Linked DNA regions of Homo sapiens: regions 2, 3, 4 and 5 are each linked to region 1. The links are chromatin contacts, found by Hi-C in ENCODE. All regions are on one chromosome and are shown on one strand. The core of a region is the stretch at or near the end of the contact, and the rest is flanking DNA. Distances in the headings are between cores, read along the strand shown. Region 1 holds the start of CCDC148 (coiled-coil domain containing 148). Region 2 holds the start of TTC21B (tetratricopeptide repeat domain 21B). Region 3 holds the start of ARL5A (ARF like GTPase 5A). Region 4 holds the start of STAM2 (signal transducing adaptor molecule 2). Region 5 holds the start of ARL6IP6 (ARF like GTPase 6 interacting protein 6).

The links. A loop is a pair of places that touch in the nucleus more often than their neighbours do. Pooled maps may share reads with other maps.
Region 2: a loop to region 1 is called in a map of CD8-positive, alpha-beta T cell, with 21 times the contacts of the local background. The contact joins the promoter of TTC21B here to the promoter of CCDC148 in region 1. A Hi-C loop is called at or near these places in 2 of 168 maps with a recorded cell type or tissue (CD8-positive, alpha-beta T cell and ascending aorta) and 9 of 50 pooled maps.
Region 3: a map of Caco-2 shows a loop between it and region 1 (18-fold over the local background). The contact joins the promoter of ARL5A here to the promoter of CCDC148 in region 1. A Hi-C loop is called at or near these places in 2 of 168 maps with a recorded cell type or tissue (Caco-2 and naive thymus-derived CD4-positive, alpha-beta T cell) and 5 of 50 pooled maps.
Region 4: a map of CD4-positive, alpha-beta T cell shows a loop between it and region 1 (8-fold over the local background). The contact joins the promoter of STAM2 here to the promoter of CCDC148 in region 1. A Hi-C loop is called at or near these places in 2 of 168 maps with a recorded cell type or tissue (CD4-positive, alpha-beta T cell and naive thymus-derived CD4-positive, alpha-beta T cell) and 5 of 50 pooled maps.
Region 5: a map of CD8-positive, alpha-beta T cell shows a loop between it and region 1 (11-fold over the local background). The contact joins the promoter of ARL6IP6 here to the promoter of CCDC148 in region 1. A Hi-C loop is called at or near these places in 3 of 168 maps with a recorded cell type or tissue (CD4-positive, alpha-beta T cell, CD8-positive, alpha-beta T cell and naive thymus-derived CD4-positive, alpha-beta T cell) and 13 of 50 pooled maps.

The regions. Positions count from the first base shown.
Region 1 is chr2:158,454,301-158,459,114 of GRCh38, forward strand. CCDC148 (coiled-coil domain containing 148) reads right to left here and starts at 2,453. Exons shown (of 14, transcript NM_138803.4): 1 at 2,115-2,453. The coding sequence starts at 2,139. PKP4 (plakophilin 4) reads left to right here and starts at 2,652. Exons shown (of 22, transcript NM_003628.6): 1 at 2,652-2,918. LOC124907900 reads right to left here and starts at 3,834. Exons shown (of 1, transcript XM_047446754.1): 1 at 2,831-3,834. The coding sequence starts at 3,154. The coding sequence ends at 2,831. RefSeq lists silencers at 2,357-2,651, 2,382-2,751, 2,972-3,021, 3,272-3,321, 3,342-3,401 and 1 more and an enhancer at 3,932-4,011.
Region 2 is chr2:165,951,122-165,955,935 of GRCh38, forward strand. It overlaps TTC21B (tetratricopeptide repeat domain 21B), which reads right to left and starts at 2,655. Exons shown (of 29, transcript NM_024753.5): 1 at 2,564-2,655. The coding sequence starts at 2,584. RefSeq lists a silencer at 2,506-2,905 and an enhancer at 2,670-3,419.
Region 3 is chr2:151,826,385-151,831,198 of GRCh38, forward strand. It overlaps ARL5A (ARF like GTPase 5A), which reads right to left and starts at 2,037. Exons shown (of 6, transcript NM_012097.4): 1 at 1,747-2,037. The coding sequence starts at 1,792. RefSeq lists silencers at 1,653-1,702, 1,753-2,262 and an enhancer at 2,313-2,362.
Region 4 is chr2:152,173,566-152,178,379 of GRCh38, forward strand. It overlaps STAM2 (signal transducing adaptor molecule 2), which reads right to left and starts at 2,198. Exons shown (of 14, transcript NM_005843.6): 1 at 2,038-2,198. The coding sequence starts at 2,077. LOC105373689 (a long non-coding RNA gene) reads left to right here and starts at 1,968. Exons shown (of 3, transcript XR_923477.3): 1 at 1,968-2,992. RefSeq lists enhancers at 1,736-1,785, 1,836-1,975, 2,136-2,659, 2,136-2,555.
Region 5 is chr2:152,715,362-152,720,175 of GRCh38, forward strand. ARL6IP6 (ARF like GTPase 6 interacting protein 6) reads left to right here and starts at 3,259. Exons shown (of 4, transcript NM_152522.7): 1 at 3,259-3,663. The coding sequence starts at 3,264. It overlaps PRPF40A (pre-mRNA processing factor 40A), which reads right to left and starts at 2,100. Exons shown (of 26, transcript NM_001365597.4): 1 at 1,869-2,100; 2 at 634-765. The coding sequence starts at 2,078. RefSeq lists enhancers at 1,800-2,099, 2,648-3,353, 2,820-2,889, 2,910-2,999, 3,230-3,429 and 2 more and a silencer at 2,500-2,599.

The DNA of each region.
Region 1 (4,814 bases), core at 1,203-3,702:
TGGAAGGCTTAGGAAAAATCTTTGGAGGAGAGGGTGTAACACATCATGTAAGAGAGAAATTATAATCAATAGAGCAAAATCCTGGTAGAGAGAAGATGGCTCATGTTTAGGAGCATAAGTGGAGTATGAGCCTTGAAGAGAAATGTGGTCACCCTTCTCAGCCATGACTGAAGGAGGTGAAGATGTGTGAAAACTAGGACTGAGGTTTAAGAAAGTTAAGTTGAGGAACCTCATGGTGGATCCTTCAGTAGAGTACGAGGCAAGATCATTTGCAGAAGTGCAGGAAAACCACGTAAAGTGGGGGCTTCAGGAGAGCAGACATTGGACAGGTTTGGAAGTGGCCTGGATAATGTTCCTGGATAAGTGTTCCAGATAATCATCCTCCTGATGAGGAAAGGAACTGAGAATCAGTGAAGACACAGCCAAGTCTGAATAGCATGAACTTTTAGTGGAATGAAGTGATTCTTTAACCTTGTCTAGCAATGCTTAGTAGCGCAGGAGCAAGTTCAAAAGAAACCTTTCAACTAAATACAAAAATAAACAAAAAAATTAATGTTGAGTGGCAACTTATTTCAGGGGACATTATTCATGGTGGATTTCAGTAACATTTTAATTATGACAAACACGAAATCTACAATATCAAAATAGTCATCTGAGAAAAACACCCACACAAAAAGATTATTGGAGTAATAATCTTTTATTTTCTTCTTTCTATGCTAGCCTAAGGCAAGAGAAAAGACCCATTTTTTCTTTCCATTAGACACAACTTTCATTCATTTGATGTTATTGAAATTTAAAAGAAGCAAAATCATTGGTATCTTTTCATTAAACATGTGTCTCATATAACAATTTGTGGTTTACTTTTTCTGTTCTATAAACAAAAACACACATTAAAAAGCCGGAAGAAGTAAAAAACAGCCTATTTCCATGATGGCCAGCCATGGCACAGCACTTCCTGGCCCCTGCTGATCCCTTCTCAATTCTGAAAATATTTAGGGGGAACATACACACGTTCACCTGTTTTGTTCCACAGTCCTACCCTGTGTAGGACTGTCAACTGAGTTCACATTTTACTACAAATGTGGAGAGGTTTTTTTTTTTCCAATCAAGGCACCATATTAACATTTCTTAGGTTACATCTTTGTAATCTTCAATTATAGTAAGATAAAAACCAGTAGCAAAGCATATCACCCAACTTAAAATTCAGAACAATACTTAGACATATGCAGCTTGCACACACATTAACCTGTTTCTCCCAACAAAATATTTGTAATTTCCAAAATCCTATCAGCTTTTTCACACAATATGGTCCCTCCAATTTGAGGGGTAGTAACATAGTCTCCTTACTAAAGAGATTAGTCTAAAAAAAGTAAAATCGCCAAAAGAATGTAAGAATATCAGTGGCTATAGGCTAGAGCAATATCATCTTTTAAAGCCTAATATGTTCATGAAATCTCACTTTAAGAAGGTGATATCTAAACATAAAATTTATTGACAAAAAACAATTAGTATTGATAAACCACCACAAAATGATTTTAAATGAAAGTAGAAGACATTATTAAAGCTCAAGATTTTTGCGTGTACTGATTTCATGCCTCAGGTTATTTCCATATCAAATTTAAAGAGATACTGGAAAATAGAAAACAAAATCCATCAACTGTAATCCATTTCCCTTACTCTTTTGTGAAATCATCACAAGGTGTGAAGGATTGTTTCTGTTTCCTCTATCTTTAACAAGCCTGTAACCTCTCAAGTGAAAGAACATGCACCTGTCAAGCTCATAGTGCGGGATGTACACACAGATGTGTTTAATAAATATCTGCCCACAGGGAGATTAGAGGTTTGCTTTGAGAATCAGGGAACAGGCTAGCTCATGTGTTGACGCTTTGGCATCTATCATACAATCCGCCACCTCGTTCCCTTACCAAAATATCCTCAAAGGAAATCCTCTTTGAGTCTTTCAGAAGAGTTATGAGTTTGAGGACCCAAAACGTTGAGGAAAGATCCACCCCAGGGAAGGGGGAGTGGCTGCAGAGAACAAACATAAGTAGGATTTAGGTGGCTCAGTGACGTCAGGAGGAAGCAGCGATGGAAGGGATGGGGTGCAAACTCACCTGGAGAAGCAGAAGCTGCACACATGTCAAAGGTCAAAGGGCATAGCCTCAGGGACTCCCCAAACGCAGGAAAAGTGAAACGCCCACTCCTGGGCTCTCGCCGTCAGGGGTACATCTAAGGGCTCAGCTGTTCCTACCTTTGACGCCAGGGACAAACCCTACCAGGCACAGTTGGGATTGGCAGTAAGGCAAGGAAAGCCTGCCCCAGATTTCAGAGCCAGCGCTGGGGAATCTCCCTGTCCTCTCCGCCACCCCCTCCCGCGCCCGAGACCTGAGACACCTTCTCTCTCACACCCACCCTCTCCAGGCCCTCTCGCGCTGAACAGCATCGGTCTCTATGGCGACCTGAAACCGCAGCTCCCATTGGCCTGTTCAATATGAGGGCCGGGCCAATGGGGAGGGCCAGCCCTCTCCTTCCCGCCAATGGGGTGGCGGGAGCTGGCCCGGGGACGGCGGCGTGCTGACGTTCCCGGGAGCCCGGGGCTGGCCGGGCGGGAGGGCTGGCAGCGGGGCGGGCGGCGGCGGCGGCCTCTGGGCAGTAGAGGGGGCTCCGGGGCTGAGTCCGCGTCGACGCCGGCCGCGGAGGCGGCACCATGGGCAAGGGGTAGAGGGGCAAGTTGGCCACCGCCGCCGCCGGGGGTGGTGGGAGAGCCGCTCCGGGGGCGGGGGCCGGTGGGGGAGGGAGGGGCGGGCAGCCGCGCCGCCGCGGCACTTTTTTAATTTTTTCGGGTGCCGCAGCGGCGACCCCTCGGCGCCGATGTCCCTGATCCCTGGAGCGACGACGGCCGCTGCCTAAGCTGGAAAGTAAGTGTGTGGGCTCGCGGGAGGGCGCGGAGACTCCTGCCCACGAGACCCTCGGCCCTCGCCCCGAACACGCGCCAGGGCCAGGACCTGCGCGCCGGGGGCCGGGGGCCTCCCTCCCGCTGCCGCGTCCCCAGCGCCTCGCGGCCGCCGCGGCTTTCCTGCCCCGCCTCGTGTTCCTGCCCGCACTCGCCTGCTGCTCCCCTCCCCCCGGCAGGCGCACAAGTTTCACCCTCCATTTGCTTTTCCCGGCGATTCCTCTCCCCGGTCTCCCGTACGCGCAGCGCACGACCTCTGCCCACGCTGGGCTGTTCGGATTCAGAGCTCCCAGCCCCGAACTTGAGCGCCGCGCTGAGCCCTGCTGGACGCCCTCGCGGCGGCTTCCCCGCTGCCTGCCGCCGCGCGCCCCAAGTCGCCCTCGACACCACTGGGCGCCCGCCCTCCTCAGCACTCGGGGCCGGCTGTCTGTCCTTCTAGCCCCAGATCCTGCACCTTGGTCCCCTCCCCGTCTTCCCACGCCCCTGCTGCCCGCGCGGTCTTGCGTTTGTCCCCGAAGTCCTGTACTCCTTGCCGGTCCTGCCCACCCCTCTGCCTAGTGCGCCCCTCTCTACCGGCCGCGGATCCTCACGCTCCACCCCTCCCGGCTCCCCAGCGCCGAGCCTCGCCGCTGCCCTCCTGCGCCGCCGCTTCCTCCTCTCCCTGCCAGGAGTTGAAGCGGAGCTGCGGCACCTCCCTGGCGGATCTGGTATCCCCGCCCGCTGCCGAGGCTGCCGGCCCTCTCCCCTGGACCGCTACCCGGAGAGCGAGCGGCGGGGCCGGGATTTGGCTGCGTGTTGGCTGAGTGCGACACACCGCGAGCGCGGGCAGTGGAGGTGCCGCGGCGGCCGTGGCCGCTCGGGGCGCAGCGGTAGTCAGGTGTGTGTGTACAGCGGGGGACGCGCGCTGCCGGCTCCTGGGCTGGCGACAGATTGTGCAGGAATGCGAGGAATGCACCAGGGGCAGAGTCCACACAGCCCGCCGCGGCTGCCCTAGCGCCTTCCCTCCCCAGCTCTCGCCGCGCAGCCAGAGGTCACCGGAGCATCTTCGGAGCTGGTGAGCCTCATTCCACTCCTCTCCTCCCATAGCTTCCCTCCATGCGGCAGAGGGGAAGCGCGGTAATTCTTTGGGGCTCCAGCTAGCCTTTCGTCTGGGTTTTTGCTGCATTGGTCTTCAGGACCGTGAATTTGGGGCCGATGACTGTGTAGCCAAGGTTATTGATCATTGCACAGGGCTGTTGGCAAGTTTGGTGTGCAAGGTTTGGATAGTGCCTGGTTTTCACTAGGGTTTTCTGAAAACCAGCAGAAACAGGGGGCCTGAAGGTTGTTAGAGTAATGAGCTTGCAGCCAACATATTTTAGCTCTATCAAAAAATGCCTGTTAGTGCTCACGGGCATGTACTGCGAGAGAGATCTTGAATGCATCACTTTGGTATCCTAAGAAGTGTAATTTTTTTCCCTCGTCATACTGGGCTGTGTTTAGACCTCGTATAATACATAATGAATAGAAACAGAGAAGCACTGTTCGGTCAGCGATGGGACAGATAGAACTGTCTGGTACAGTTAAATTCGGGACGTGTCAGTTACCATTGAAAGTAACACGGGGACACCACAATCATGTATATTTCAAGATGTAATTTATTAGTGGAGGTCTCAGTTTTTTCTCTTTGTTACTGAGTTTGACTGAAAAAAAAAAATAAATGCTGCCCTACAAGTTTTAAAGAACGGTAATTATTTACGTGTAAAATCAATGATGGCTAGTATGCATTTTTGGTCAAATTTTGTTTTCCTTAATACGGGAGAGCAAAATTTTGACAGAAAATGGTTCGCTAGAATTGAGCTTAGATTCTTTTTATTTTTAAAGA
Region 2 (4,814 bases), core at 1,405-3,904, 7.5 Mb after region 1:
CCAATGCTCCATTCCCTAAAGTTGCAGAATGACTTCTTACTTTGCCACAACTAAGGACACGTTTAATACCTTACTTGACTTCTGCACACTATCACTAAGCATCTATAATCCTCCTGAAAGGCAGTGGCATAGCACCATAAAAAGGACGCGAATTTAAAGGCAAAAAGAATCTCTGGTCCTTCTTACAACGCCTCAGTCTGCTCATTTATAAAATGCTGTTAGTAATGCAAATGTACAGGTCACTGTGAGAATTAATTAAGATATCATAGTATAAGAGTTCTATTCTGAAAAAAATAAGTTCCTCTGCATCCCATATGTTAATGGAATAAAAAAAAAATGTGTCCTGCGCCAAGACCTCTTGTCTATGTTCCAGATTCATATTTCCATTTTCCACCTGCTACCCTGCTACTCATGAATCCTCCCTTCCTATTTGCCCAGTCTCTCTAAGTCTAACCACTTAGTAGGTTCTTCTATTTCTCCAGTCTACCTCCCACTAAACATACCTAATGCTACTGCCTTGGTTCAGGTTAGGTTATTCAATCCAAAACATTTACTGACTGCCTACTAGTACCCAGGCACTGGGCTAGCTACTATGAATAGAAAAATGAGTAAGACATGGTTCCTGTCCCCCCGGAAAACCTACATTTTTCAGATGAGACTGTAATCTGAAGACTAACTGAAATATAATGTAGTAAATGTAAGAAAAGAGCTTATAAACTCCTTTGGGAATGTGGGATAGCAACATTTTGACAGCATTGAAAACTGAATGTGGTGTGAGGGGAGGATGGATGACTAAAATCAAGGGAAAGATTATTGGGGAGGATTTCAGAGCTGACTCTTGAATTGCAAACCCCTCATTCTCCCTCCACACACGTACACGCTCTTCCTATTTCCTTTTCATGATTCTTGAGGAAGGTACAGGAGTTAGGAAGAGGAACTGCAACAACACAGATAACAAGTCATCAATGGTACATTGGGATGGCAGTGGTGATGAAGATGACTAAAAGCCACTCCATACTCTAGAGCAGGGTTTGGCAAACCACACTCTGTGGGCCATATCTGGCTGGCTGGCTGTACAGCCAGTGAACTAAGAATGGTTTTTATATTTTCCAGCTGTCAAGGAAAAAAAAGAAATATTTCATAACATGAAAATTACATGAAAGTCAAATTTCAGTGTTCATAAATAAAGTTTTATTGAAACACAGCCATGCTCATTTAAGTATTGTCTATGGCTGTTTTGAACAAGCCAATTAGATGTGATAGACCATACGGTCCATAAAGTCTAAAATGTGTACTATCTGGCCCTTTGTTGAGAAAGTTTGCTATTCTCTGCTCTGGAGGCTTAAGTGAGACAGAGAGTATTGGATGATGAGGTTGGAGACGAAGGTGGGGTGAAAAGCCTCATATTAAGTACTTGGACTTGAACCTCAAGTCTAAGTAATGAGGAGGCCCATTTTTACATTTTACATTAAAGTGTTTTTATTAAAATGTTCATTTGGGTGGCAGTGCAAATAATACATTTAAGGGAATAAAAAAATGTAAGGATATAGGGGGATAGCTAGAACAGAGGATAATGTAAAACTTCAGGCAGAAAAACAAGACATTTCAGCATTCCCTAACCTCCTACATCGCCAAATTGTCCTCCATCCACTTATCACCATCTCACAGGATACACATTTCATTTACCTACTTGTTGTCTGACTCCTCCTACTCAAATGTAAGCTCCAAGATTGGAAGAGTTTTTCTTGGTTTTATTATTTCAGTGCTTAGAACAGTGCTAGACACATAGGAGGCATTCAGTAAATATTTGTTGAGTCAACTGAATTAGGGTTTTTCCCCAGCATTAATTAGCCTGTAAAATCTGAGAAGGCAGAAACTGTTCAGTTTTGCTCACTGCTATCTCCAGCTTCTAATGGACATACAGTAACCCTTCATAAATATTTGCTGAACGAGTGATTCAGTGAACAAATGAATAGAGAAGACCAACATCCGAAAAGTTATTTTATTTTCAAGCCTCATGTCTTTAACTGTTTTATATCAGCCTTTCTTAAGTTGACCGTCATTAATATTTGCTGAATGAATGAGTCAGTGATAAACAGAGAAGACCATCACCCTAAAATAACGACCCCTCCACTTTTAAGTCTTACGTCTTTAATGGGTTTCATATAATCTTTCTGCGCTCTTTTTACTGTCCAGTGTGGGAGCTGACACTAGTTTGCCTTAAGTCCTTAAAAATCGCACCCGGAGGCGCAGTGTCATAGGTAACCCAAGCTTTCCTAGTAAACATGATACAAAAGTAAACACAACCAACAGCATGGGGACCAGCAATTCAGAAACACCGAGCGGGCGGGCTGCCCAGACCTGGGCTTCCCCAGCAGGGCCCGCGGAGACCGGCCGTGAGCAGAGGCTGCAGGCCCACCCCGCAACCCGAGCAGCCGGGGCACCGCAGGGAAACAGCGGCCTAGCGAAGCCACCCGAGCTCCCTCCGCGCCCCCGGGCCAAAAGGCCGCAAAGGAACTCCGCCCGCCCGCCCGCTCACCCGCTCACCCGCTCACCCGCTCACCTTCAATTCCTGCGAGTCCATGGCTGCCCCGAGGCCGGGCCGCGGGGCTCTGGGGATTGTCTCGCCGCAGCCTAAAGGAAGACGCAGAATTCAGCTCCCCTAGCCTCCCGGAGCGCTCTAGCGCCCCGGGCCCCAGCGGGAGGGGCGGGGTCGCGCCGCGATTGGCTGTCGGAGGGAGAGGCGGGCCTGTGTGGCGGGGATCGTGCTGTAATGGAGCAGGGGCGGCGGGGACCCGGAGGTGAGGGCTGCGAGGGCCGCCCGGGAGGGTCCGGGCTGGGAAAAGGGCCTCCGCCGGAGAGTGCAGCTGGAAAAGGAGGTCACACTGGGAAACGGCTGTCTGAGGACAGTGGGTGGGCGGGCCGAGGAAATGGAATTCAGGAATAAAGGAAACGGAGTATGAAGAAGGGGAAGTCTGTTTCCTGTCACTGGTTGTAAAGGAAGACACCATTTTCTGCACGTTTGTCTGGAGGCGGATTCCCGCAGTGCGGCTCTCAGCAAGGCTCTGCCGGCGCGGGAAAAAGCGGTCAACTTTCACGTGGGCAAGTTGTTTTACGGCCACAAGGTGGCGCAGAAAAAAAAAATCACACGTTCTTAACAGAAATACGGTGCGCTTGGGCCCGTCTTTGCAGGCGTTGCTGCAATCTTTGTTAGAATGTGTGTTCAATTAGCCCTTTTTTACCAGCCCCGATAATAAGAGGGACAAATAAATTAAACTTCCAGAAAATTAGTGTCTTGTTTTCAATGATACTACTGATTTTAAACTGAGAATAAAATGAATCCCAATGCAAATTTTTATGTTTGCACCCCATTAGGCAACTCAATCAGTCACACATAGATTTCTTAAGTCCAGGAAATTAAATGGAAATATAATAGACTAAGATTTTCTATTTCTGCTTAAATAAATATTTAAAATAGTGCATAAGGTCTGAGATTTAAGTGATCTTTGCAGAATCTTTCACGTGGATTCCAAATTTTGATCCTAGTGTTAATTATCTTACTTTAGTTGACATGATACGTAGTTGCCTTTTCCAGATTTTAAGTTTCTTAAGGAGTTTATAAACATTGACTTTTTCCCCATGCCAATAGGTTATGTAAGGACAGTCTTGAGAAAAACGGTAGCTACCATCCTAGGCTTTAAGGTGAAGCAATATTTCTCACCGGTTTCTCTTTAAAGGAATTCACCACGTATTTTCACGAGCAACTTTTTTTTCTTTCCAATATTTATAGTCCAGCTAAATGTCTGTGGTGATGAACAACTGGTGATATCTCTTTGATTTTCAAAGCTGCGGATTAATCCGCACTTGGTATACAGCAAAGAATACCACAGGACCAGGGTGCTCAATGAAGTGTATAATCTTGAACTGTAAACCTTTGGTTATAAGAGAAAAGTTCATCTGTAAGGAAATATCTCAGGATCATGGTTAACAGAACAGATGATCAACCTACCTTTTGGAGATCTTGAAAGTCATATTAATTTAGCCTCGTATTCTCTTCACTGAATTCTGTTCTAAGGTTGAATTATTTAGCACAAAACACCAAGCCTGATGTTTCATAAATGTTTGTTGGATTAAAAGTACTCTGAGATTTGCTTTGACACTCACGGTGACTTGGTGTGCCCTGTGCCCTTACTAGATCTCATGTAAGAAATTTATTTTGGATCTCAGGCCAGGAAAAACTCTTGTCTTTCCTGAAAAATCGATGTGTTCCTTAGCAGTAACATTTTTATCGGCTCACTTTTACTAGCTACAAACTTTTGAGTCTGATATCCATGACCCTTCACCTCATCGTCTTTTCAAGCCTTATCTTCTACCTCCCCTTCAAGGAGCCTTTATTCCGCTCAGTGGGACAAATATTCCTTCTTCTGGTAATGCTTTCCCCTACTTTGTTTTGAGCTCTTTCTTCACCTGAGAAAATCTCCTTCTTCTGAGTTCATTTCAAATTTCATGAAGTCTTTAAGGATCACCATAACTGGATGGGTATAAAAATATCACAGTGTAGTGGCAAGAATACCCTCTTCTGCATCTGAGGTGGAGCTCCTATTACGCTAGCTACTTTTGTGACTTGGGGAAGTAATTTCCCTAAGCCTCATTTTCCTTATTTACTAAAGAAACTAAATGCCTTACAGACATATTAAAACTTCCTGACACATAATAGGCATTGTATAACCAATAGTTTCCATTAAACACGTAGTGCTCTATAGCAGTGGTCCCCAATCATTTTGGCACCAGGGACCAGTTTGGTGGAAGACAAT
Region 3 (4,814 bases), core at 787-3,286, 6.6 Mb before region 1:
TGTAGTGATACCAGAGCACACACCCTTATTATTTACTACTCCAAGGAGCTGTTGGCAAAGTTCTCATTTATTCTTAACTTACAGAAACAAATAATTTTATCATTGACTCAAAATAGAAAGTGGTGATAACTCTTTTTCTGGCAGCACTAGAGCTCAATTCACAGTCTTGCTAAACCTCACAGCAGATGAAACACTAGCTTTGCTAAAAATAATACAAAATGATGGATGTTAAAACTAGAATAGATCTTATCTACTATAAGTACCATCAGTCTTACAGCAATGTACGTTTTAATATTTGCAATGTAGAAATAAAGTTTACAAGATTTGGAAGCTCCACAGATCCCTGGTGTTCTAGGTGAGAAAACCTAGACCAGAAAACCTGAGAGTTCAAGTGACTGCTTCCCACTCTCCTGCTCCCAACACTAACAGCCAGTCCAGTCAGAGACAGTGCTGATTAGAACTGATTTTCTCTACTTTATGAAAAATCCTCTTATCAGAAAAATTGATACTGCCCTTTCTTTCGGTATCACGTGACCTACACATCTGTGTGTGTGTGTGTGTGCGTAAAAGATACATTAGGGATCACAAGTTCTAGTTCTGCTTGCTTCCCCTAAGCTTCTTAAAAGAGCAGCTAGATCATGAAGGAGGAGGTGGTAGTAGTAGGTGTACATAATAGATGCCACCATTCACGTAAGTCTTTATTGGAAAACTGGGACGTGACACCATCAGCTTACACAACAGAAAAACACAAACTAAGTTCCTGACAGCGGAATGATGAACCACCCAACTTGAGTTAAAAAGAAACAAAAGTACACCACTGTATCTTAATAAGTATCCAGTCTTTGGGTTAAAATTGTATTCTCTTTCCCCAGTTTTAGTCATTTTGTAACAAATTTTAACAAGCCTGATAGGTATTTCATGGCCATGTCTGAAGTTGGCTGAACTTAAGCATCCCTATATAACACACTTTACACTTAGTAACTTGCTAGTTACCTATGGTTAACAAATGTTTCATATGGTATGTTTTTAAAACTTTCAGTGAAACACTTTAACATTTTTAACCCAGCAAAACAAACAAAAACTGTGTCTAATAACCCACACGAGTAGAAAAATGACCTTAAGCTTAACCTTAAACACAGATATAATAAGTAAAACAAATGGAGAGAAGTCCATCTCTATTCAGGAGGCAGAAGAACCCCCCCTGCCCCCAACACACACAAAGACGGGTGGCAGTGGAGGGCAGGCTCATAAACCAGAGGTGTAATGGACAAGTCGAGCGATTCCTCCCGTTTTCCGCATTCTGCAACCCTCGGTCGCTCAGTGGTGCGGTTAGGGCAGCAATCTATAACCTTCATTCCAGAAGACCCCAGCACTTCTATGTGGTGTCCAAACACAACTGGTGAGCAAAGAAAGGGCTGAAAGACAGGCCAGGCCGTGCTACTCAGGGACGTCGGACCTAGGGCAAGAAACCTTTACCACTCTCATTCGAAATCGGAGCAATGGGTCTATTACGGAAAAGACTTCTTAGGAAGGTCTCCTAAGACAAAGGGCTGCGAGTCAGGAACCATCCCCAAGCTCGGGAGCCGGGACCGAACCGTCCCGGGCCCGTATCCGCGCAGCCTGCACCCCGCGCTGAGCTGGCGCCCGACCGAGCCGCCCACATTCCGAAGTATTCGGAGACCCCCACCTAGCCGGCCCGAGCTGACCCTCTCCCCAACCCGTACGCCCGCGGACCGAGCTCCTCACCCTGGTGATTGAACAGTCTCCATATTCTAGTGAAGAGAATTCCCATTCTCGGGCAGCGGACCCCCCCCCTCCAGACACCCGGGCCGCCTGGCTTCCCCCGGCTCAGGCTGAGGGGGAGGAGAGAGACGCGCTGGAGCCTCCGCCTCTGCTGCTGCTCCCGCGCTGGTCGCGGGCCCGCTTCCAGGGAACCGGAGGGAGGCCGAAGCCCAGGCCGCCCTGCCGCGCGCAAGGCCCCGCCGCTGCCGCCGCGGCACTCGCCTGGCTCGCGGACATCGCCGCCGCGTTGTCTGCGACGAGCCTCGCGGGCCACCGTCCTCCCCCAGCTCCTCTCGGGCGGCTGCGGTGGCGACGACCACGCGGGCGGGGGAAGTGAAGGGGCGGGCCTGGAGGGACGTGAGTGCGCAGGCGCGCGGCCAGAGGGGCGGAGCGTAGGAAAGGGCGCCCGCCCTGTCCTCGCTTATTTGCATAACCAAGACTGCGGAAGGCGCAGGACTTTACCCTGGGACTGAGGCTGTGAAGACCGCAAGTTGGGGCAGATGGCTTCCGACTGCTTGCTGTTGCGTCCCCGAGTATTTATATTTCCCTCGAATCTTCTCCACTGCGCCATAATGTAAACATATAATTGAGTACCCCATGTCCATCCCCAACCCTTCACATACACTACACTTAAAGTTCCACGTCATGACTCTTTAAGACATTGTGTCCCCTGTGGGTCTTTGAGGGAAAAGTCTGCTGCCCTCTGACACTCAGCTGAAGTCAGTGGCCTTACCTAGATAGTCACCTTAAAGCCATTTTTGCACTTCAGGGCTCTTTTCTCTCCAATCTCTTAACTCTCACGTCAGTATTGCCCAAAACAACGATTTTGATCAAGTCACTACCCTGTTTAAAAACCTTTAGTGGCCACCAAAGCTCCATCCCTTTCTGTTCTCGTTAACCTTAGTAAAAAGGAAAATAAAGAAAAATTGGGAGACTTGTAGGAGCCATTTGAACTGCTTTGCACTCCCATCCCCAACAGCTGAATGAAATTAAGCAAAATCAGCAATAAACCGCACCTTCCCAACTCACTTCTCCTAACTACCCAGTATTTTACCTCAAAATATAGAAAAGTAATTTCGTTGACTTCTTTTGGGGCTTTATGGTTAAAAAGCCAAAGTTTAGAGGAGCCATACATGAAGGGAAGGAAAATCATAGTAATCCATATTAATTTATGTATTATCATGTCTGGATTTACTTAATATTCTGTACACTGTTTAGAAGAACAATGTAGTTTGTATAACCAATTTGCATTAACTCTGTAATATTTCCATTCTCGCACACCGTAGGTAATGCTTTGGTAGCTCTAAGACTTTTTCAGACTCCCACACAGATGTCAACTTATGAAATGGATGTCATATACACATTATGTGATGGCGGAGCTTCATATTTTACAATCTACCCAAGGAAATGGTCTCCCAGGTTATTTTCCGAGTGAAGAAAGAAGAGAGAGAGAGAGACAGAGACAGAGAGTTTAAAGACCAATTTATCTATGATTACAGAGAAATGCAAAATGTCATTGGAGAGACTTCTGACTTCAGGCATGAGAGAGTAGGATGGTTTGAATATATCCTCCTACCATTAGCAAATAGAAAACTGCACAAAGTACAGGCAACGACATTTCAGATATTGAAAAACACATCACAGTACTGTGATTCTTTGCAAAAGAGAAAGGAACAGGTGGAGTCTTACCATTTCCTGGACTTTATCCCTAAAAGCAATTCCCAGTCAACTACGGAGGAAGTGGGAACCCAAATGAGAATCTGGAAACCTCTTAGAACTGAAGACGCATATCAGCATTCCCAGAGATCAAGGTGACTAGAATTTGTGAAGCAGAGTAACTGGAAGGAGGGAGCTACACAGAGAAAAGCTCTGGAAACCTGTTAAGGGGCCATTGAGTCTTTGGCTGCATATCAATTTGTGCTCGTGCAGTATGAACCCCCAAGAGGCTGGTCAGTCACAATTCCTGAGGAAAAATAAGTACCAGGAAACTGTAATGCAAATGATTCCCAGAGATTACAACGGGTCAGGAATCATTTGAGTTCCCTTCAGCCAGAGTGAAGAGAACTGAATATATAGGACAGGGGTGTCCAATCTTTTAGCTTCCCTGGGCCACACTGGAAGAAGAATTGTCTTGGGCCACACATAACATAAGCTAACACTATTGATAGCTGATGAGCTAAAAAATAAGTAAAATCACAAAAATACTCATAATGTTTTAAGAAAGTTTACGAATTTGTATTGGGCCACATTCAAAACCATCCTAGGGCCGGGTGCAGTGGCTCACACCTGTAATCCCAACACTGGGAGGCCAAGGTGGGCAGATCTCTAGAGGCCATGAGTTCGAGACCAGCCTGGCCAACACAATGAAACCCCGTCTCTACCAAAAATTACAAAAATTTGCCGGGCATGGTGGCGCAAACCTGTAATCCCAGCTACTCTGGAGGCTGAGGCAGGAGAATTGCTTGAACCCAGGAGGTGGAGATTGCACTGAGCCAAGATCAAACCGCTGCACTCCAGCCTGGGTGACAGAACAAGACTATCTCAAAAATAAATAAATAAATTAATTAATTAATTAATTTTTAAAAAGCCATCCTGGGCTGCATGCAGCCCACAGGCTGTGGGTTGGATAAACTCGATATAGTTGAGTGGACACCACCAGAGACCTTAGAAGAGGAGCTAACTGGCCTAAGAATAAGCCCTACACAAGACCAATCCTAAAGGAGCTTAAAACCAAACCTTGAAAGGGCCAAACTAATTCACAATTGCCTGCCAAAACAAGTATAACATTCTTTAAAGGAATATGAGATCAAGTCATCAACAATGTAAACTTTACATTGTCCTAAATCCAATAAAAAATCACTAGACGTGCAAGGAAACAGGAAAATGTGATCCATAACCAAAAGCAAATCACTCTACAGAAATACCCAGGCATGGGGACATTAAGTGATTGCCCCAAGTTCATGGCTAGTTATTGCTGGATCTGGGCTTTGAACCCAGACAAAGGTTAGATCCACACTCAAACCACTGTGCTA
Region 4 (4,814 bases), core at 948-3,447, 6.3 Mb before region 1:
TTTTGTATTTTGGTAGAAACGGGGTTTCACCATGTTGGTCAGGCTGGTCTCAAACTCCCGACCTCCAGTGATTTACCCGCCTCGGCCTCCCAAAGTGCTGGGATTACAGGCGTGAGCCGCTGCGCCTGACCCTTGCTTTGTATTAACGATTTGAAATGAAAAGTTTTAAGATATTAAAAACGTAATATATAATTTTTCTTCTATGATATACGTGCAAGTCCAATTTGAGCTCTTTAGTATTTCATTCTACTTTTTCTAATTCCATTCTCTTGTCCAGAAGTTACAGGAGGGCCTCAAATTCATTCTTTCACCCTTAAAATGCCTTTGGGGTTCTGAATTCAGTCATGCTTAAGCTAATATGTAACTACTTGAAGCTCTGGCTTATGGCACTGGCCATAAAATAATCTAGACACAGTTTTTTTGTTTGTTTGTTTTTTTAATCTCAACAGCAGTGCCTCCTTTACAACTGTAGGACTAAACTGTGATCCACTAAACCAATGCTGGGGCCTCGGGAGCCAGGCAGGGAAAGGTTTAGAACAGAACAGACAGAGCAACTCTGCCTACTTGTACCAGAGAATTTTTCCATCAGAAAACAATGAACTTTCAAGAAAAATTTATATTGAAGAAAAGAATTCACGGTTTTTAAGTTTTAAAATCATTTGTCTAATTCTATTTTGCGCCTTCTGTTTTATTTCATTAGAACAGAATCAAAGTGTTCATAATAGCAATTTTTTAAAAGTACAGGTTGCACAAAGGTTGTATGATTCAAACAAAAGAATACTGCAATGAGGCGTTCCAAAAGGAAACAGTGAGCCTTAAGAGTGATGTTTCCCAGATTTACGCCAGTCACCTGTATTCATCCACCAAAAAAAAAGTTTAATGAAGTAAGGAACATACATATTTGAACTATTTACATATATTATTTGACTCAAACATGTTTTTTAAAATGGCTTAGGGGATTACACAACGTATCAGAATAGGGCACTTTCTACAGTCTCCTAATAACCAAATGTTAACTATGAAACAGGGGAATTACTGCTGAGATGTGCAGTATTCTTCTGAGTCTCCCCGCCCCAACCCCATTTCCAAGTTCTAAAAATTTACCTAGGGTTCTGTTAACTACTGCTACAAAAACAAACAAAAAACAAACCTGTAGTCCCAGCTACTCGGGAAGGGGAAACGGAGGTGGAGGCTGAGGTGGGAGGAATTCTAGTCGCACCTGGGCAACATAGTGAGACCCAGACTTTCGAGAATACATACATATATTTCTCAGTTTGTTTTAGTGTTACTCAAATTTCCTAAATAATTTCGTATATATCTTATCCATGTTTTTCTCATTCTATAGTCACTGAGAGACCAGCGCTTTATGACTGCAACATGTAAAATACTTGTTGTTCTGGAGTGTTTTGAGACTGGAGATTTCCTTTTCATACTCTAAAACCGAACATCTCCTAGCACCCGCGCAATCTTTGCAATCCGGGGATGAAGAGCAACACCTTTACAATTGTAATAAATCTTAAAGCTACCCTATCAGGGATTGAATGCATGAGTAATATAAATAATGGGGAAGTAAGTTCTTCCTATTCAATGCGGTTGTCTAGGTGTCAAGTGTCTAGTGTTGGGCTTCTCTAGACAGCAGGGTCTCCACTGCTGCATCATCTTCAGAAAACGATGGGGCAAAGACGGAGGTAACCAGCTGTCGAACGAGCAGGAAGTTTTTAATCACCAACTCCACAACTACTTAATCAGTCCAGTCTCCAGCGAGCCCTAGGCTCTTCCCAAATCCTACGCTTGGCAAGGAGAACGGCCCTTTGAGGGTCCCCAAACTCAGGCGGCAGGAAGCACTCCCCAGACCGCTAGCGACGCGCCGAGGTTGCCCCAGAAAAATCCCAACGTCGAAGGAGCGGGCGGCACCGCCCCTCCCCTCCCTTCGCTTTGCTTCCTAGTCCCCGGAGTCGCTACCGCCCACTTTCTAGCCGGACAAACAGCAGTCCAGGGCCAGGCACACAGCAGTCCAGGACCGGGCACAGCACTCACCCACGTCTTGCTCGAAGGGGTTGGCGGTGAACAAAGGCATCTCGCCGGCGCCCGAGCCCTAGTCGCTGCTGTCTAGCTGACACTCAGCAACTGCTACCCGCCGGGTGACCCGCGGCCGCGGCTCCCTAGACCGCTCCGCTTCGGCCTCCGTCCCTGCACTTCCGCCACCGCACCTGCCCGGCTCTTGCCTGACAGGCCGGCTCGGAGTCCACCCTTCGATCCCGCGCTCCTGTCCCAACTTTTCTCCCGGGGCGAGATCCCTCCGACCATGGGCGTCCTCCCAAGGCCTTTGTCGCTGCCCCTGTCCCAGACTTTTGTAGGGGTCAGGCGGCCGCTACGGCCACCTTTCCAGCGCTAGGACCCCGGCTAGCCACGAAGCCGGGGACCTTCGGAGCCGGAAGTAGTCCCGCCTGGAACTGGACGACCCCGGAAGCTGCAGTGCCAGCGGCGGCGCGGCAGGGGGCGCGGTTACCCGTGGTTTTTCGCGTTGGACGACGGGCTCTGAGGGCCAAGTTCTTGTCACGAATTTAGTTTGTTTCAGAGCGGCAGGACTCGTAGCTAGAGAACGAGGACCCACGACGCGTACGCGTTACAGTCCTGTTTCCCTAGAAACGGAGCTGCCGGCGCGGAGGTGGCTTTGAGATTCTGCGAAAGACCTGACTGCTCTTCAACAATTATTGTGTTGCACCCTCCCAGGCGCCCAGTCCAAACCCCGTCAGAATAACCACCCGGGACAGCGGTGGTCGAAGTAACTACGCCTAACTTTTCGCTTTCCATCGTGTCCCCTCCATAAAAACACTGCTGGGCCCCCGGAATCCAAAGGCGAAGGAGGCACACTCCCTGCCTTAGACTTGTTGAGAGTTTTATAGGGGCAGTGCATAACGTACATGATGGTGTATGACGATTCGGATGGTAGTACGAGTCATAAACTCAAATTCCAACAGCATCCAGCCAGGTATTTAAATGAATGCAAAAGCCCAAGCACCCTTCCCACCCACATATTCTCTGTTCCTCTTAGAAAACTGTAGTAATGATTATGTTGCCTGTCTCTCCTCCTCATTAGATTATAAACTCCCTGATAAGTTTTGGTCACTACTATATCCCCAGCGTCTAAAACAGTGTCCCAAGTAATAGACGCTCAATGCTTTTCGAATGAAGCTGTAACTTTCTAACTGAACAGTGCGTATCTAAAGATGTCAACTACTGGTAAATTGCAGCCATTTATTGAAATGTGGGTCCTACTAGAGTTTGCAATTTTTCAATGATGTTTAAATGTTGAGAATTACTCCAACATTTTAAATAATAGATTAATCAAAACCATTTTACAAACTCTAGTATAAAGACCTGATGCTATAGAGAGCTCATACACATTCAGAAAGGTGGTTGCATTTTATAAAGTTCGGGGCACAAATGAGAAGGAATCGTGCAGAAGGGGCTGTTTTTCATAGAACGTTGAACCTAGGGATGTTCAAGATAAATTGGGAGGCCGGGCATGGTGGCTCACGCATGTAATCCCAGCACTTTGGGAGGCCAAGGCGGGCAGACTGCTTGAGGCCAGGAGTTCAAGACCAGACTGGCTAACATGGCGAAAAACCGTCTCTACTAAAAATACAAAAATTAGCCAGGCATGGTGGCGCAAGCCTGTAATGCCAACTTCTTGGGAGGCTGAGGCACGAGAATCACTTGAGCCCAGGAGGCAGAGGTTACAGTGAGCCAAGATCAGGCAACTGCACTCCAGCCTGGGCAACAGAGCAAGACTCTGTCTCGAAAAAAGAAAAAAAAAAAAGACTTAGAGATTTTTTGGACAGATAAAGACTTTTTGTCTAAGACTTAGTGTTGGAATGGAAAACAAGGCTGACTAGGTATAAGAGGAAACAGATTGACAAGAATTTTAAAGGGCAAGCTGGGAATTTTTTATTTTGATTAAGGCACTCAATAATTATTTAAGGATATTGGGTAGCAGAATAGTAAAAAAAAATTTTTTTTGAGATGGAGTCTCACTCTGTTACCCAGACTGGAGTGCAGTGGCGCGATTTGGGCTCACTGCAAGCTCCGCCTCCTGGGTTCACACCATTCTCCTGCCTCAGGAGAATGGCCAAAACTGGCCATAGACAAAATCTCTGCAGCACTGTGACATGTTCGTGATGGCCATAATGCCCACGCTGGAAGGTTGTGGGTTTACTGGAATGAGGGCAAGGAACCCCTGGCCCTTCCAGGGTGGAAAACCACTTAAAGGCCTTCTTATGCCACAAACAATAGCATGAGTGATCTGTGCCTTAAGGACATGCTCCTGCTGCAGTTAACTAGCCCAACCTATTCCTTTAATTCGGCGCATCCCTTCGTTTCCCTTAAGGGATACTTTTAGTTAATTTAATATCTGTAGAAACAATGCTAATGACTGGCTTGCTGTTAATAAATACGTGGGTAAATCTCTCTTCGGGGCTCTCAGCTCTGAAGGCTGTGAGACCCCTGATTTCCCACTTCACACCTCTATATTTCTATGTGTGTGTCTTTAATTCCTCTAGCGCCGCTAGGTTAGGCTCTCCCCGACCGAGCTGGTCTCGGCAGCCCTTGTTGAAGGAATACTTATGGCAATGGTGATCACCGCTATGGTAGCTACCATTAAATTACTCGTTGTGATTGGTTGTCCCGCTTTCCTCAGGTTTTCTTCTGCCATCTGTGACAGCTTCTTGGTCTGTCCCCAGGTGGGTGGCTGTGTTTGATGGGTATAGCTCACGACAGTTGGGGTCCTTCTCAGTGTCAGTCTCAACATGGCT
Region 5 (4,814 bases), core at 2,009-4,508, 5.7 Mb before region 1:
AATTTATGCTAGAGATGGAAGGGACAGCTCATAAGCAGGAGTGTAGAAGCAACAAGCATTAAAAAAAAATAGTATAAGTGGAAAATGAACTACCTATTGGCACTGTCCTATGAAGAATCAGAATTATAGAGCACAAACTCCCCACCCTCCCTCACCCTCCTCCAACACACAAAGAGGAAGATATTTCAGGAATAAAATTCGCTCTAAACCAAAACAATAGCTATTTTCAGATTCTATTTATTTACATGGTCTACCAAAATCAGTTATGTTGCTGTATCAGATAATATTTACTTAGACCATCAACTTCAATTGGCATTCTTGAAAAAATAATCATTAAAAATAAAAGCCTGGATCCACACTTTACTTTTAAATAATAAAGAAAAAAATTCTTAGTTTTGAGGTCATCAGTAAATTTCTCAGAAGACTTTTTCATTATTTAAATTTCTCAGAAGACTTTTCCATTATTCAAATTTCCGTTACAGTCATGATTTAACATTTGGCTTATTTGAAATTATTCGGGCATAAACTAATCATTAAACAGCTATAACTACTGACCTAGATTCTGAAATCTTGATAGAATACCTGAGGCAAAAACAAATAAATAAATGCAAAATAAAACAAAAACAGTCTTACTTGTCCCATTGGTGGCCCTCCCATAGGGGGCATCATCTGCGGCATCATTCCATGAGGTACAGGAGGCATATTCGCTCTCTGACCCATAGGGTGCATTCCCATTGGGGCATAATGCATGCCAGGGTGCCCCATCTGAAAAACAGTGAACATTTTTAAATGAGCAAATAATACTAAATGCTTCTCAAAAATCTCATTTCAACAGATCAGTTATCTGAAGCGACATAATATTAAGCTTATGTGTAATAACATCATTGGATTAGTCTATACCTTGTTTCAAACAAAACGCATTCTGCTAGTATTTAAAACGAGCTTGCAAATTCCGTAAAAAAATGGGAAAAGTTAAGATGAATCCTGGACCGCTGGATCATAGGTTTTCTCTCTCTTTTTTTTAAGCACTGACTTAACCAGCTACTAATTGGCTTGCTAAGCTTGGAGGATACACATTGAATACTAATTTTAAAACTGTTATGGTGAAAACAACAACTCTCCTATTTCATGCAGATATAAAAGATAGCCAGCTATTGTTATTTTATAACACTACTGATTTTAAACTTTAAAATGCTCTATCCAATTAACTCAGGTGAGAGTCGGTCTTACAAAACACAAACAGTATGGCTACCCAGGCACAATTCACTCCTAACAAACTTATTTCCTAACATAACCTTTAAGACAGGTAAAATTCCTTCTGCCAAAAATACATTTTCAAAGACTGAGGTTCTGTCACTCACGGACACTAAATGCAAACAACTAATTCATCCTTTTTAACGCAGTTTAAAAAGACAACTACTTTCTTTACCGATGAGTCCATTGTTCTATGTTTTAAATTAAAACCACCTAATTATCTCCTGCCAATTGTCCCAACAGTTCCCCCTGCAGACCACCCCGACGACTAATGAAAACAAATTTTGGCAGCCGCTGTTAAAGTCTTACAGTATCAAGCCCCTGCCTCCCCCTCCCAGCTAAAATCGGGCCTAAAGCTCCAAGACGCTCACCCCGCCCAAGAGCCAGCACCTTCACCACGCATCTGTCTAGGCCAAGCCCACGGGGAACTTCCAGGGTCTCACATCCTTCTCTTTGTGCATTTCCACCCTCCACTTCTCTCCCTCAGAACATATCCCACCATCTCGAGTTCTTCCTTCGTCCACTCTTATCTTCTTCTCCTTTCGGAGAAAGCTTCCTGTTTCTCACTCCGTTTTTCATTGTGCCGCCTTCCCCCTGCCCCACTGATCCCTTACCGAGGGCCGTCTCCTCAGGAAGCCGTCAGCAGAGACCCAAGAGCCGGAGCAGAGGCTTGAGCCGGACAATCTCCGCTCCCCGTCCCCAGGACCCTGCGAGGGAGGATGGCTCTCCATTTCACTCACCATGAGGCCTCCACGCTCAGCTCCCGTCCCCGGCCTCATCGTCGGGCTCAGACTGCTCCGCCGGCGGCCACTGCCGCTACACATACCAACAAGAAGCGATCTGAGTGGCTGGCGCCCACTGGGGCTAAAGGTTAAAGGCTGCCCTGCGCTACGGGGCGGGATCAGCGGGGCCAACAGGCTGACGGGCTTCCCCGCTGTCCAATCAGAATGCGCCGCCGACACGCAGCTCTGCGGCGATTCGCCCCCAGCCTCAGCCTCACTCGGCGTCGCCTGCATGGGGGGGGGGGAGGAGGAGGACGGAGGAAGTTTCTGCGCCGAGTCCTCCGTCGGGAAAACTCTACCAACTTCCCCAGGGGAAGGGAAGACAACAGTGTCCCAGCTTCCCGAGCTTAGACCGCCTCACCCCGTAGGGGGTGGGGCAGTGGGGGTCTGCCACCTTCACCCTCCCCGCCCGAGTTACGTACGCCCCACAAACCTGAGGCCGCCAGGGGTAGGGTGGAGGGGGCGGGGGTAAGCAGCCTGTAGTGTTAGCGGTGGCTGGGACCGAATGCGCGCGCGCGGTGCTCGAGGCGGAGGGGAGGAGGCGGGGAAGGCGAAAGGAGGGGTTCGGAGGAGAGGGTTCGATCTCCGTACGCACCAGGTGGAGAGCGCGCGCCTGGGGAAGGAGGCGTGTCGAGTAGCGGGAGGGAAGTTGTAGTACGGGTGGGGAGAACCACACTAAAGGGAGATGGGGGTGAGCAGTTAAGGAACCGCGAGAGCGCCAGGTAGAGAGGTGCCCTTAATGGGGGAACCTGGAGAAGAGTGTGAGCGTAGTGGGGAAGAAGGGAGAAGACAAATAGGTTCGGGAATGTGTCTCCGAGGGCGCGAGCGGGCGCTAGGACCCGGCGTCGAAAAGATGAGGCTTTGGGGCTGTCGGGGCGCGCGCTCCCGTTGGTGACGCGGGGGTGGCGGAGGTCTCCGGCCGGGACGAAGCCCCGCAGGGAGTGGATACTCGACAGCCTTCGGCCTCCGCTCGCTTCTCCCTGCGCGCTTTCCTGCTCCCCTTTCCGGCTACAGCCCTGGGGTCGAGCTCTGGTCGAAGCGCATTCCGCCTCTCCTTTGGCCCTGCGGCTTCCTTTGCAACCCGCCGCCCACCCTTGCTCTCCGTGGTTTACCCCTGGGCTCTGAGGCCTGGTGGTAGCGGCCACTGCCGCGGATTGGCTGTTGCGGACCCGGGGCGGGGCAGGTGGGAGAGGCTCGTTCTCCGCGGGTTTCGTTGTGTTTCGCGCCATGTCGTTTGCTGAGAGCGGGTGGCGGTCGGCTCTGCGGCGCCGCGGTCCCGGCACCCCGGGCCCTGTGGCTCGGCCATCGTATTCCTCCTTTACTCAGGGGGACAGCTGGGGTGAAGGCGAAGTCGACGAGGAGGAGGGATGCGACCAAGTGGCCCGCGACCTGCGGGCGGAGTTCTCGGCTGGGGCGTGGTCAGAGCCCAGAAAGCGCTCGGTGCTCCCGCCGGACGGGAACGGGTCGCCCGTTCTGCCCGATAAGCGCAATGGTATCTTTCCCGCGGCCGCGGGCAGCAGAGCCCAGCCTCGGCGGTGGCCGGTCCAGGTCCTCTCTATTCTCTGCTCGCTGCTCTTCGCCATTCTTCTCGCCTTCCTCCTCGCCATCGCCTACTTGATCGTTAAAGGTATTGAAGCCGACGCCTTGAAAGTCTGTCCAGAGTAAAGTTGAGCCAGGGTGTGGCTCTCGTCTCCACCCATCTCCCTTTCCCTCGCGCTAAGCCCTCAGGCTGGCAGCTGCTTTCACCCAGAGTCCTCATTTGCATCTTACTTTGCTCTCCCGCCCTTTGCCTTTTCTAAGTGGAGCGTCCTGATCCATGATCAGGAGACGTATTTTTAAAAAGGATCGTTTGATTAAATGGGTACTCTTGAAGAAATATCTTCAAGTCCTTGAACACTGGGGATGAAATATTGTGAAGATTAAACAAAATGCGAAACACCCACCATTAAAAGGAGACAGTGAAAAGTGCATATAATTAAAATAGGCCATGTTCAATGGCCTTCATCCACAAATAAAGATGTGCTGTCCACCAATTCCTCTACACAGAATCTTGAGGGACAAAGATTTTCATCGCATAGTCCAAATTTCTTCTTTTATAGGTAAAATAATTAGCCTCTCAGTTTTTAAGTTTGTATCCAGGTGTAGTGCACGGAGTTCTGTTGCAGAAAGTATAGTCCACTCGTCCTCTAATAATTTTGTTTTTCTGTCTGAAGTTGAAATATTGGCCGGTTGAAGTTTATTGCAAGGCATACGGTTGTATAATTTAGTTGGCTAGTGTATATTATAGTGGAAAGAAGCAGAGTTAAGTTTAAATTTCCATTCTCACTAGTTTGTGACCTTTGCCAAGTTACTGAAAAAAAAAAAAAAAAAAAAAAAACAAAAGAACTTTGTTGTATGAAAAGCACCCAAAACATTGTCACTGAAGTGTTATTTTTGTACTTCATTAAATATAATTAAATCTATTTAACTCCAGTTTTTATTTGTCCTCATTGCTTCCCAGCGTTTAGTGGGCTACAGATGGCATGGCATCTAAAACCTTACAATGCTTGATTTTCATACAGAAGACACTTTGGCCAGTTGATGTGGGTTTTACCTCTTCATAAAATGGTAAACTGAATGTGCATAAAATGCAAGCTGTCAGTCTTAAATGATTGGCTGCCAATGTTTCATTTATCATTCCCCTCCCCACTTTTTTGCCCTTTTTTGCAATTCTGATAGTTTTGTCTCCTAGGTGGTTTATTTCTGTTTTGCTCGGAGACATTGCCTTTGTATCATAAA